Regions from separate parts of the Homo sapiens genome. Here region 2 is linked to region 1. A link is an interaction called in ENCODE POLR2A ChIA-PET data of the cell type or tissue named here. Cell type or tissue: MCF 10A. All regions are shown on one strand.

Evidence for each region. Peaks named below come from ENCODE experiments on the same cell type or tissue, not always from the same donor. Only the 100,000 strongest peaks of a DNase experiment are listed, where the experiment ranks them.
Region 2: POLR2A ChIA-PET joins it to region 1 with 6 read pairs; 2 of 35 experiments call an interaction of 5 or more read pairs at or near these places.

What each region holds. Positions count from the first base shown.
Region 1 is chr11:73,493,468-73,495,967 of GRCh38, forward strand. All of the region lies in intron 1 of FAM168A (family with sequence similarity 168 member A), which reads right to left. Among named protein-coding and RNA genes, the nearest start is that of FAM168A, 100 kb to the right of the region's middle. RefSeq lists enhancers at 843-1,361, 1,362-1,879. In MCF 10A, no CTCF peak of the experiment used is centred here; a DNase peak (open chromatin) is centred at 984.
Region 2 is chr11:73,639,823-73,642,322 of GRCh38, forward strand. It overlaps the pseudogene LOC100419713. Among named protein-coding and RNA genes, the nearest start is that of PLEKHB1, 5.5 kb to the right of the region's middle. In MCF 10A, no CTCF peak of the experiment used is centred here; no DNase peak of the experiment used is centred here.

The DNA of each region.
Region 1 (2,500 bases):
AGTGGTGCAATCTCAGCTCACCGCAACCTCTGCCTCCTGGGCTCAAGTGATCCTCCCAAGGCCTCAGCCTCCTAAGTAGCTGGGTCTACCGACGTGTGCCACCATGCTAGGCTAATTTTTGTATTTGTTTTGTAGAGACAGGGTTTCACCATGTTGCCCAGGCGGTCTCAAACTCCTGGGCTCAAGCAATCCACCTGCTTCTGCCTCCCAAAGTACTGGGATTACAGGCATGAGCCACCATGCGCAGCCTTGTTTTATTTTTATTTAAGGAGGAACATAACTTATCCTGAAAACTGTCCCAGAGTTTAAAAAAAGACCAGGTTTGGGAATTCACACGGAGATGGAGAGAGGAAAGAACAACAGAACAGAGGTGAAGACAAGACCAAAGACTCAAACGCTGTCTCCTACATGAAGCTTCACAGACCCTTCCAACTAAAACTAATCACTATCCTCTATCCCAAAAATACATGGTGACAGTGCCATTCTAGAAACACTTCATGTTAGAAGATTTAGTTGTTTATGCAACTGCTTCCCTCCTGGACTATGAGCTCTGAAAGCAGAGTCTATTTTATTAACCTATGGAGTGCCCCACTGGCTAATAAAGAGCCAAGAACACCAAGACATGTACATTATGTACAGTATGGACATGTACATTATGTACAGTATGTACATATACATGTACATGTATGATTAACAGAATTGAACCAAAGAGTGTTAGAGCTTGGTAGGACCTCAAAGATCATTTAATTTAAGCCCTTCATTTTGCAACTGGGAAAACAAAGACTAAGTGACTCACTCAAAGTCACAGAGCAGGTCACAAATCCAGAACAGGACCTCAGGCCCCTAGAGTCCCAGCCAAAAGAGTGGCAGTGAGGCTGCTCTTCTACTCAAAGGACAAGAGATCTCCTGTGCTTATTGGTTAGTTCAAAGACACTGAGCCATTGCAGTGGGAGGTCTAAGGCTCTGAATCAGGAACTGTTACATTCCAAGCGGTTGACACTCTGAATACCAGGCCAAGTCCTTTGTCTCAGGACAGAAGGGCTCAGAAAAACCTGGCAGAACCACCCTTGTTTGATGCAGAGGCCCCAGAACATTTTAGGCTGCAGCCTTGGGCAAAGAGCCAGGAAGAGTTTTATTGTGATGAAGACGTAGAAAAATTGGGGAAAAAATGGAGGATGGGCACAATGAAGAGGTAGATTCCTAGCAGCACCAACGCCAGGAAAGCACTCTTGATGGAAAAGGAAGTACACTTTTAGAAGAAGTTAGGTCATGCCTGTAATCCAGCACTTTGGGAGGCCGAGGAGGGCGGATTACTTGAAGTCAGGAGTTCAAGACCAGCCTGGCCAACATGGCGAAACCCCATCTCTACTAAAAATACAAAAATTAGCCAGGTGTGGGGGCCCATGCCTGTAATCCCAGCTACTACTTGGGAGGCTGAGGCATGAGAATCACTTGAACCCAGGAGGCAGAGGCTGCAGCAGTGAGCCAAGATCATGCCAATGAACTCCAGCCTGGGTGATGGAGTGAGACTGTCTCAAAAAAAAAAGAAGAAAAAAAAGAAGCTAAAGGCTCAGAAAATGGAAGAGAGGGTAATTTCAGGACTCAGTAAAGACTCCCCAGGGAATTGCCTGTCTAATTTGAGGCTTAATGGTATAGACGTAAAAAAAAAAAAAAAATCAAACTGATCCCGTCTCTGCTGAAAATACAAAAAATTAGCCAGGCATGGTGGCAGGCACCTGTAGTCCCAGCTACTCGGGAGGCTGAGGCAGGAGAATGGCGTGAACCCAGGAGGCAGAGCTTGCAGTGAGCCGAGATCGTGCCACTGCACTCCAGCCTGGGCGACAGAGCGAGACTCCGTCTCAAAATTAAATAAATAAATAAATAAATAAAATCAAACTGAAGAGTGTGTGATGTCAAGAATAACCCAATCAAGAACAATGCAGTTTGAGCAACCAAGCCTCCTCAATCTCCATCACCACTCCATCACCACTGCTGGCCCACTCACCACCAATCTCCATTGAAATCACTGGGGTGCTCTTCCAGCCTCCTTGAGTGACATCTCCAGGCATGGGAGCGAATCAGATGGATAGGGGTACTATTTAAGACATAGAGTTTTACAACTAATACAATTTAAAAATGGATAAAGAACTTGAACAGGCATTTCTCCAAAGATATACAAATGACCAACAAGCGTATGAAGGTATGTTCAACATCATCAGTTATCAGAGAAACACAACTTAAAACTACACCAAGATACCACCTCACACCCATTAAGATGACTATTATCAAAAAAACAGAAAATAGCAAATGTTGATGAGGATGTAGAGAAATTGGAACCCTTATTTAAAATTTGGTGGTAATATAAAATGGTGTAGCCACTATGGAAAACAATACAGAGGTTCCTCAAAAAATTAAAAATATAATAACCATATGATCCAGCAATTTCACTTCTGCATATACATTCAAAAGAATTTAAAACAGGATCTCAAAGAGATATTTG
Region 2 (2,500 bases), 150 kb after region 1:
TGGACAAACCTAGAAGATGCTGCAGCAGAGTTCTTTTTTTTTTTTTTTTCTAATGAGACAGTCTCACTTACTCTGTTGCCCAGGCTGGAGTGCAATGGTGCGATCTCGGCTTGCTGCAACCTCTGCCTCCCAGGCTCAAGCAATTCTCCTACCTCAGCCTCCTGAGTAGTCTCCTGAGTAGCTGGGATTACAGGCATGCACCACCACGCCCAGCTAATTTTTGTATTTTTAGTAGAGACGAGGTTTCATCATGTTGGCCAGGCTGGTCTCAAACTCCTTACCTCAAGTGATCCACCTGCCTCAGCCTCCCAAAGTGCTAGGATTACAGGCATGAGCCACCACCCCTGGCCCACTGCAACAAAATTCTATGGAGAAGTATCTGACAATGTAAGACTAAGATTTACTCTCCTGGGGAATTAATGGGAGAGAGTTAATGTGTGTTGTGATACTACATGTGTTAATAGTAATCTTGGTTTGGGGCAGAATTTTTCTGTTTGTTTGTTTATTTATTTATTTTGAGACAAGATCTCTTTTGCTCAGGTTGGAGTACAGTGGCGCTCTCATAGCTCACTGCTCCCTTGAACTCCTGGGCTCAAGCAATCCTCCTGCCTTAGCCTTCCCAGTAGCTAGGACTATAGGTGCATACCACCATGCCTGGCCTAAAGATAAAAGATGTGATAGCTTCCCTTGGAGAAGAGAACATGGGTAATAACTTAGAATCTGCAGGTGAAGAGAGTATTTATGACCAGACAAGAGGAGCCAGGAAGAAATTAATGTTGAAAAGTCAAGTGTACATTTAAACATCCCAGATGGGAGAAAAATCAATTCTACATCAACATTGCTAAAGAAGAAAACAGAAAAGCCAAGACAGATCAGGTGAAAAATCTTCAGGCTGAGCAAACCTCGACTGAAAGTGCAGATCAAAATCTTCTGCAGAGAGGAAATGAAGTGACTGAACTTTGTCAAGACAAAGCAGTGTCGTCTCTTGAGAAATGATCTGTCTGGGAAGGTCATTATTGGAGCAAGAGGAAGAAAGTTCTGAAGCAAATGCCAAGATGAGCCTGTTATAAAGAGCTGAAGACCTTCAGAAAGCAAGTCAAAGACCTTGTAGCACAGTGCAACAGGATCATTTGTTCTTCTCAAAACCAAGTTATTTCCCTTGAACTAAAAGCTCATGATTGTTAGTTGAGAGTACAGGAGGCTGAAAGAAAGCTCCTCATCTCAAAACTAGAGATCACAAAGATGAGATAAAGAATAAAGAGGCTGGGCATGGTGGCTCACACCTGTAATCCCAGCACTTTGGGAGGCCGAGGTGGGTGGATCACCTGAGGTCAGGAGTTCAAGACCAGCCTGGCCAAAATGGCAAAACCCTGTCTCTATTGAAAATACAAAAATTAGCCAGGTGTGGTGGTGCGCACCTGCAGTCTCAGCTACTGAGGAGGCTGAGGCACGAGACTCACTTGAACCCAGGAGGCAGAGGTTGCAGTGAGCCGAGATCGCGCCGTTGCATTCCAGCCTGGGAAACAAAGCAAGACACTGTCTCAAAAAAACAAAAACCAAAGAATAAAGAAAACAGTGATTAAACTTGAGCTTCTAGAAGTCCTTATTCATCTGATGATCCAGATGGAGTATTGTTCAGGTAACATTTTCACCACCTCCCATCTCTAGACATGGGGTACCGTTTCCTCTAGACGGGAGGCTCTCAACACCCTCCCCTCAGATCTCCTTGTCTGCCAGGCCTTCCTCCTTCATTCCCAAACCTGGTGTTTCCAATTGATTCAAATTGGGAGTTAATGGAAGGAAGACATCCTCTTCTTCCCTGCATTAGTCAGGGCTCTCCGGAGCAACAGAAATAGTAGGAGATATATACATATACAAAGAGATTTATTTTAAGGGATTGGCTTATATGATTGAGGGGGCTGGCAAGTCTAAAATCTGCAGAGCAAGCTGGAAACTCTCAGGCTGGGGCTGAGGCTACAGTTCAATCCACAGGCAGAATTTCTTCCTTCTCAGGGAAACCTGTTTTGCTTGTTAGACCCTTCAACTGATTGGTGAGGCCCACCAATTATCAAAGATAATTTCCTTTACTTAACTTCAAATGATTGTATAGGTCAACCAAATCTACACAATATTTTTACAGCAACACCTAGATTAGTGTGTTAGATTGAGTAACTGGGGACTATAGCCTAGCCAGGTTGACACATAAAACTAACCATTACACTTCCTGGCTGGAGTGCAGTGGTGCATTCCATCTCCTGAGCTCAAGCGATCCTACCACCTCAGCCTCCTTCGTAGCTGGGACCACAGGTGCATACCACCACGCCCTAGCCTTAAAAAAAATTAGAAAAATATTTTATTAGTTTTAAAAACTTTTTACATCTCAACAACAAAAGCCAAATAACCCAATTAAAAAATGGACAAAAGATTAGAATAAACATTTCCCCAAAGAAGGTATACAAATGTCTAATAAGCACATGAAAAGATAACCAACATTGCCAGG